Linked DNA regions of Homo sapiens: region 1 is linked to region 2. A link is a contact called in ENCODE Hi-C or POLR2A ChIA-PET data. All regions are on one chromosome and are shown on one strand. Each heading gives the region's core, a stretch centred on a gene start or an enhancer-like site at or near the end of the contact. The rest is flanking DNA. Distances are from core to core; before and after follow the strand shown.

What was found. Hi-C counts contacts between places; a loop is a spot of excess contacts on that map. ChIA-PET counts read pairs that join two places held with the same protein, here RNA polymerase II (POLR2A). Pooled maps may share reads with other maps.
Region 1: a loop to region 2 is called in a pooled map, with 2.8 times the contacts of the local background. The contact joins the promoter of RTN4RL2 here to the promoter of CTNND1 in region 2. A Hi-C loop is called at or near these places in 1 of 50 pooled maps. POLR2A ChIA-PET finds 5 or more read pairs at or near these places in 6 of 52 experiments (BJ, HepG2, WTC11 and 2 more).

What each region holds. Positions count from the first base shown.
Region 1 is chr11:57,458,348-57,462,442 of GRCh38, forward strand. RTN4RL2 (reticulon 4 receptor like 2) reads left to right here and starts at 2,181. Exons shown (of 3, transcript NM_178570.3): 1 at 2,181-2,549. The coding sequence starts at 2,519. RefSeq lists silencers at 1,029-1,088, 2,188-2,457 and an enhancer at 3,893-4,095.
Region 2 is chr11:57,759,695-57,764,210 of GRCh38, forward strand. It overlaps CTNND1 (catenin delta 1), which reads left to right and starts at 2,108. Exons shown (of 21, transcript NM_001085458.2): 1 at 2,108-2,425. The region is part of intron 2 of TMX2-CTNND1 (TMX2-CTNND1 readthrough (NMD candidate)); the gene reads left to right.

The sequences.
Region 1 (4,095 bases), core at 931-3,430, 300 kb before region 2:
CGCCTGCCTTGGGGGCCCGGGGTCCCCTCCCACCCCTCCCCGAAGAGCGCGGGCCCCGGGAACCGATGACAGCACACCTGAGTCAGCCCGCCGCCCACCCGCCCCTCAGCGTCTGTCTCCGCATCTTGTGATATTTCGCTCCCCGGGAGCCAGCCCCACTGCGCTCCGGAGGCAGCTCGGCAAACAAACCCAGCGACAGATTGTGCCGCGGCTCATTCCGGGGAAGGACGCCAAACCCCACCCTGCTACCCCCAACACTCCCTCCCCGCCGCCGCCTCCAGGCCCTCCCCCCAGGCGCAGGCCCTAGTCGGGGTGGGTCCTGGGGAAACGCAGGGTCCTGTCCTGCCTCCTGGAAATAGGGGGAGCCCTGGGTGAGGGAAGACGGGAGCCCCAGAGACTTTTCTTTCTGTTTCTACCTGATCCGAAAACGAGAGGGGCGGGAAAGGAAATTTAGGGGCACAGAGAGGAGCTGGGGGGCCGAGAAGGTCCGAAAATGGAACCAGCAGGGGGCACCCGAGAGCCGAGGTGCCCACGGGCCGGGAGCCTGGGAATGAAACTGGGGAAGAGGGGGAGAGAAAGGGAGGCAGAGACACCGAGACACACAGAGACGAGAGACAGAGACGCAGGGAGCCCCGCGGGGAGGAGGAGAGAGACGAAGACACAGAGAGACAGTGAGAAAGACAGAAGACCGGGCAGGGAAACAGACGAGTAGAGACAGAAAAGGTCCGAGAGAGAGTGAGGGAGGGAGGGAACAGAGAGACAGAGACCACGAAATATGAGTAAGAGTCGGGGGAGAAAACCAGAGAAATCGAATGAGAACGCGAGAAGAACGAGAGACCGTGGAGGGAGCAGAGAATGAATGGGAAGAATAAGACCAACATTTATCAAGAGCCGACTGTATGCCAGGCACTGCATTGGACCCTGGCACGGATAGGAAAGGAGGAGCCGCGGCGCGGGCAGCGGGGCGAGGGGCTTCTGTGCTCGCGGGAGCGGCAGCCCAGGGGGCTCAGCAGCCCCGGCACCGCCGCACCTGAGGCTCCAGCAGCCCCAACCCCGCCAGCGCTGCCTGGCCACCGTACCCGAAGCGGCTCCCCCGAGGGCCCCGAGCCTATCCTACGCCGGGGCGGCTCCGCGGACGCGCCGGGCCGAGTCAAGACCTGGGTCAACCGCCCTGCAGCCTTTGTAGGGAAGTGCCTAGGTGATGGGTCTGCTGATACCGCCTGTGACCAGGCCATGAAGGGCCAGAGGGGCTCCAGTGAGACCATAATCCGCCCCTCTTTAAAAGGGGGTAGAGGAAGTTCACGCGAAGCCAACAGTCTTCTCCCCAGCTTTGGGTCCTCTCCTGCACCCCCGCGGGAGATAAGGTCTCCCCTCCCGGACACATCATACATACACAAAAAAACGCACACACTCGCACGCGCGCCCATCTCGCACCCGCTTGTAAATGCACTAAGGGGCATACACACACCGGGCACATATTTCTTTCCACCCATCCCCAAGATCGCAAGCGCAAAACCTCGCACAGCCTCACGTTTCCCACCAGCTCAGACATGCACGCTGGCGGACTTTCAGCGGCTCACCCGTGTGCACACTCACGTGCCCCCCCCCCCGCTTCCCCAAGCCCGTACAAAGGGTAACGGGCAAGCATCCTGAGTCACACCTGCACAAGCATCCTTGCGCGCACGTGCACGCTCATATGCACTCGATCTTGCACGCACAAACTCTTGCATATACTATTCTTATAGTCGCACACTGGGCTTGAGGTCTGGGAGTGGAAGGAAAAGTGGAATCTTGGAGCTGTCCCAGGGGACAGAAATGCTGGAGGCTGGGACACTGGCGCGAGGGACGCGGCTGGGGGCGGGGGAGGGGGTGACCCAGAAGCTCATCTTCTCCTGGAAAGTTGGGAGGGGGGAACAGGACAAGTCCACGGCGTTCCTCTAAACTACCGCATTCCCCCAAGAAGGGATTTCTCTAGAAGAGTGGCGCCGCGAGGACGATCGAACACAGTCCTCCGGGTCGCTTAAGCGGGGGGGAGGGGGGCGGGGTGGAGGGGGTTAGAAAGCCGCTCCCGCCTCCTAGTGGTCGAGAAAGGGTTAAGTCGGCAAGCCAGCAAACGAGGGAGGAGCCAGCGAGTGCGGGAAGGAGTGGGGGTGGTTGGGAAGAGCTTCCTCGCTGTCCCCACTCTCCCTCGGCTAGCAGCCTGGGCACACGGACAGACGGACTGACGGACTCTCGAGCGGACAGCGCAGCTAGCGGGGCGCGGGCGCTGGGCGTCGACGGCCAGCCCCAGCCTTCCCCGCCCCGTCGCGCCCCGCCCCGTCCCGTCGGGGCCGATGGCTCCTCCCGAGGCCCGCAGCCCGGGCGGCGCAGGGTAGAGCGCCGCGGCCCGGCCACGCAGCCCGGGGACTCCCGGGCCCTCCCGGAGCCCCGCGGGGTCCCCGCCGTGCATCCGGCGGGCTCAGGGAGCGAGTGGGAGCGCCCTCCCCCCGCTGCCCCCTCCCCCGAGCATCGAGACAAGATGCTGCCCGGGCTCAGGCGCCTGCTGCAAGGTAAGAACGCCAGCGGCGGGAGAGCGGAGGGCATCCTGGGGAGAGAAGCAGGGCGTCCCCTCTTTCAGGGATTGAGGGTGGGGCAGTTGGGGAGGTGGGGTAACCTGGGGAAGGGGAAAAGCTCAGCGCTGGGGCCGCGCCCCCGCCGCCAGGGCTGTTCTCAGCAGGAGGGCACTTGGCTGGGAGCCCGCGGGCGCGTGCGAGGAGCTCGTGACCGAGGTGGGACGCAGGGGGCAGGTGGACCCGGCCCGGAGCGGGGAGGGAGGCTCAGGTTCCGCTGTCCCCGCTCCACCTGCTCCGGGGGACGCTGAGGACTCGGGCCGGCTGGGGAAGCGCCGACTCAGCAACTCCTCCTGCCCGGTGCCTCAGCACTTTCTGGCCACCTGGGAAGACAGGAGATGTGGGTAGGGGGCTGTCTGGGGAGGTAGGAGGCGCAGAGGGAAATCCAAGTGGCCCTCTCTGGTAGGAGAGATGGAGGGCGCTAGAAAGAGGATAGTTCTACTGATTGAGTGACAGATAAGGGTGTGGGCCAGAGACTGGGGGTGGGGTGGGGAGGGGTCAGGGGGAGAGGGATAGGAAGGAGAACTCAAAGATGGAGAAAGTGGTGAGGGAAGCTCAAAGGAGGAGGGAGATGGAGCGGGGGAGGGGGAGAAGGAATAAAGGTTAGATGGGAAAAGCGTGGAGGGAAGTGGGACCCAGGTGAAGACCAAGGAAGAGGGAAGGAGAGGAAAGACCAGATCAGGGGAGGGATGGGAAGAAGACTATGGACAGGGACCCAGAATCCTGGGATGGAGGTAGCGGGAAAGAGAATCAGGACTGGGACCCTGGGGACTGGAATGGAAAAGGAGAATGGAAAGATCAGAAACCAGAGAAGGATGGGGATGGTGACTAGAGAAGGGGTATCAGGAACCGGCGAAGAGGGTTGGAGACAGGGAACCATGGATGGGAGAGGGGCTGGAGAGGAGGGAAGAGGAGGAGGAAGAGAAAGGCTGAGAGAGAGGGACTGGGGATTGGGGGTGCTGCCCAGGGATGAGACAAAGAGGCTTCTGGTAACCACTTCCACGTGGGAAGCCCTCCATTCCCAAAGCGCCTGCCTGCCACATTTCTTCTCTCAGGGAGTGGCTGGTGGGCCAGATGGGGGGTGCTTTGAGCTCAGGGCCCTGGGGGTGGCTGTGAGGGACAGAGGGTGAGGACTTTGGAAGGGGAGTGACAGCCTCCGAGGGTGGGCAAACAGGCTGGCTCCTGTGCTGCCATTTATTTATCCGGCCTGGACGTTGGATTCTGCAGCCGCTGCCGCCACCACGGTGGCTGCTTATTTTGGGGTGTTACATTCTGGCAGAGTGAGAAGCTGTTTGCAGCAGCTCTAAACCTCCGTCACCCGCGTCAGTGCCTCCCCAGGCCCCTGCGTCACTGGCATCACCACCACCTCCATCCCACTCCTCAGCTCCCACCTCCTCAGCCCCTGCCCCCTCAGCATCTGCCCGCAGGCCCCAGCCCTTCCCTGAAGCAGCCCGTTGGGTGTGGAGCCCTTGCTTCTCGTCTGGGA
Region 2 (4,516 bases), core at 858-3,357:
ATATTTGAGTAAGTGTACTTACTTACAGAGGTGGAGTTTGAAGCTAGGCAGTTTGTGAAAACCTATACTCTTAAAGTTTCATATTTCTTTCTTTTTTTTTTTTGAGACGGAGTTTTGCTTTGTCACCTACACTAGAGTGCAATGGCATGATCTCGGCTCACTGCAACCTCCACTTCCTGGGTTCAAGCGATTCTCCTGCCTCAGCCTCCCGAGTAGTTGGGATTACAGGCACCCACCACCATACTCGGCTAATTTTTGTATTTTTCGTAGAGACGGGGTTTCGCCATGTTGGGTCAGGCTGGTCTCGAACTTTTGACCTCAGGTGATCCACCCACCTCGGCCTCCCAAAGCTCTGGGATTACAGGTGTGAGCCACTGTGCCCAGCCAAGGTTTCGTATTTCTATTCTAGATTTTGATAACTTGATGAAGACTCATTTGGCAGCAGTCTATAGGGTAAGTTTTAGATTAGTAAGAAAGAAGAAGGAAATCTTTGATTCATCATTGTCTTTGTTTTAGTAATCAGGGAATAACCATAAAATGCTAATCTTTGTCAAGCATGTTAAAAAAAAAATCCAGCCTCTGTCCATCATGGTCTAACAGTTTAAAAATATGTCCTAACTCAGAAAAATAATACCCCAATAATCCTTTATTTAGGTCAAATGTAAAAAGAGAATGTATAAGCTAGATCATCTTAAGCTTGAAGTTCACAAAGAAATAAAATGTTCTTTTTTTTTTTTTTGAGACAGGAGTTTCGCTCTTGTTGCCCAGGCTGTAGTGCAATGGCACAATCTCAGCTCACCGCAACCTCTGCCTCCCCGGTTCAAGCAATTCTCCTGCCTCAGCTTTCCGAGTAGCTGGGATTACAGGCATGCACCACCACGCCCAGCTAATTTTGTATTTTTAGTAGAGACAGGGTTTCTCCATGTTGATCAGGCTGGTCTCGAACTCCTGACCTCAGGTGATCCGCCCACCTTGGCCTCCCAAAGTGCTGGGATTACAGGCGTGAGCCACCGCGCCCGGCATAAAATGTTCTTGACATGAGATTTACTTTCTTTACCTATGCTGTTATTCCCTCTAAATATATTGCTTGTTTATTGGATTTCATTTCCTCTTTCCAACAAACCCACATTATTTTGATTTGGGGACAAATTGGGAAGACAGTGATTTTCTTTAACAGCCCAGTGGATTCTGCTTCCTTCTAATTCAAAGTATGGAGATTAAAACTGTTAACAAGTCTAGGCATTAAAAAAAAAAATAGCTCTAGATGGGGCGTGGTGGCTCACGCCTGTAATCCCAGCACTTTGGGAGGCCGAGGCGGGTGGATCACCTGAGGTCAGGAGTTCGAGACCAGCCTGACCAACATAGAGAAACCCCGTCTCTACTAAAAATACAAAATTAGCTGGGCATGGTGGCACATGCCTGTAATCCCAGCTACTCGGGAGGCTGAGGCAGGAGAATCGCTTGAACCTGGGAGGCGGATGTTGCGGTGAGCTGAGATCGCACCATTGTACTCCAGCCTGGGCTCGAAACTCCATCTCAAAAAAAAAAAAAAAAAATAGCTCTAATGCAATTAATCCAAAACAGTGAAACTGAGTTTACCTCAGATATCCCCTACCATCCCAGTCAACATATAGTAGTCCTGTTTTTAGGATTTCTCTCTCCTTTCTTTCCCGTCTTCCTTTAGGGAAATGCTTTGGGGTAGGAAGCAACAAACCAAACAGCAGCAGGCAAGTAAAATCAGCTCTTTTCTATTTCCCCACTGGGATAGTACAGAAGAGGGAGCAAGAACTCATCATCAAAGAGAACTGAGACTTAGGCGTACCATTCTAAAAAGCCCTTGTTCCTTGTCTCCCTTGCCTCTTCCGCCCCCCTCAGCTCTGCAGTAATTCCTCAGAGATTGTACAGTCTCTCCACTTTAAATATAAATATATAAATATAAATATATATATGTATAAACTTCCCCCTGTCTTTCTCTCCTCTCTTTTTTTTAATTTTCTATAATAAAGTTTCCTATTGGATAAGGTCAGCTCCCTGATTTATGCCTGGTTCCTATTGGAAGCTCACAGGGGCTGACATCACTTAGGAAAGCGAAGGGGGTAGGGCTGCCAGATCAGTTTGTCACCACCCAGGCTCCCTTGCCTTTGGCTGGGTGCAACTTCCATTTTAGGTGTTGGATCTGAGGGGGAAAAAAAAGAGAGAGGGAGAGAGAGAGAAAGAAGAGCAGGAAAGATCCCGAAAGGAGGAAGAGGTGGCGAAAAATCAACTGCCCTGCTGGATTTGTCTTTCTCAGCACCTTGGCGAAGCCTTGGGTTTCTTTCTTAAAGGACTGATTTTTAGAACTCCACATTTGAGGTGTGTGGCTTTTGAAGAAAATGTATGTACTGACGGGAAAAGGAGGATAAGCAAGTCGAATTTTTGTCTTACGGTAACCGGAGGGAATTAAAAAACGGGAGAGTCTGTTATGCTGATGAGTAACTTTTAAGCAATTATTTTTCTTTTCTACTTTCAGTACTTTGGCGGGGGAGATTTTGGTATTTTATTATATTTAAAAAGGTAAAATATACAAGACCTAGAAACAAACTTCTAGGTCTCTTTAATACAGGAAGCTGAATAGATCCAGAGGGGTAAGAGCAGGTTTGAAAATTTACATTTTGGTGTGTTCTTTGATTTTATTTATTTATTTTTCTGGATTAAGCTAACATATTTCTGTTTTCAGAGCCCAAATCAAAAGTTGGTTTTTTGGCATGTTGCATGTGGGTTGGGAAAGAAATTTGTCCGTGTCGGAACCCAGTTATACCGATGGTTCTTCATATGTTTAAAACTTTTTTTTTCTTTTATCATTGGATTTGTGGAAGTGGAAAGTTGCAGGGAGCTTTGCAGTGTAAATGGTATTGTTTTTCCCCCAGAGAGTTTGAACGGCCCGTATCGGTTTCAGCCCTGCTGTTCCTGGGTGGATCCCTCTTACTTTTCCAGGTGCGGTGGGTGGGAGCCTCATTCTCCTGCTAGATGTAGTCTCCCTTCTTTGGCTTATAAAAGAAAACAAATGGAACCATGTTAACTGAATTGCCATCTCCTTCTTCCTTCTAAACTACCTTTGATAGCAAAGATTTGTGGAGGTGTTTGTTAAATCTGCAAATACGATAACGTTTGGTTTATGTGTTTAAAGGGATAAGGAAATTCTAATCATGCTTTTTATTTCACCTGAGTAAAGTGGCAACATACCTGAAAATATTTTCAGCTTTTTGCACTCTGAAAGGGCCAAGGGTGGAATAAAATTAGGTTTAGAAAAACCATTTATACAAAGTTTAGTGTTTAAAATACATTTCAGAAAACAAGGGAGATTTTTATTTTTAAACCAACCTGAAAGTTGTTTTTTGGAGTTGAATTTATTGTTTAGTTAATTTACCATGAAATCTGAAATCTCTTAGAGCTGAAGGCCCATGACTGTGCTTTCATATCTTATATTTAATCTTAAGATTTGTTTTGTTTTTGCAAATACATTCTTGCAAAAGTACGGATTCTAGATAATTATATAGCCAACTCATCAGTAGCTGAAAAACTAGGGTATTCTCTTCTCTTTTTGAAAATGTGAATCCGCCTGAAAATTATAGATGCTGTCCTAATTGTAACAAGATGGGCTTTAGTGTGTAAGCTGCTCATTAGCTTTAAACTGGTATGGATCTTTAATAATCTGATTTCGTTCTCCCCTCACCCCCCTGCCACAAATTTTTTTAAGACTAGACTTCCTTGAATTTCTTTTCTAGAATGAGGGTATTTCTTGAAAGACGATTTCATCCTTGTGAAGTTGTGGCTTCAGGAGGAAACAGAACTTTGTTCCTCCTTCAAATACAACCTAGGCAAAGGCTGCAGGAAATTTTTGATGTCTGAATCTCATAATTATAACAAGTACAGTTAAAAAGAAAGAAAAAATACAATGTGTATAGGCTGTTGAACTGTAGTTCTTGTTTAATATTTTCCAAATTTTCTTTCAAATGTTCTCTCTGCCTTGACTCCAGCCTGGGGAGGTTTCTTGGATCTTTAGAGTGTTGGTCATGTTGCTTCCAGAGTGTCTGTTTCCCACTCAACCTTTAGGGGGAGGGATGAGGGAATCTGAAGGAGGAGTACAAAGGCAGTTTGAAAATAGGTTCTGGATGACTGAGTGGTGGTGATTTGGGTCTAGCTTTAAATAGTGGGCTTTGTGTAGCTGAAGTGAGCATCCTAGTTAACCTAGTGTCCAGGACTATTTCCACGAACTAAGGGTTGTTTTGACTGGTGTGTAGTACAGAGCCTTTGGGGTGATAAGATGGAAGATTTGTCTTTTACCTCACCTCCACTGGTTCTTTCAGGAATTATAAGGGATGCAGATAAGTAAATCTTTTATTTTTTAAATTTTTTGTTTTGCTCATTGTCTTGGTTTTGGGGTAAAAAATGATGATAGGTAAGTATGAGCTGTTCAGATATTTCTTTCCTTGTTTGCCTCCTATGTACGGTTGGTTTCTTTGTTATGTGAGTAAGG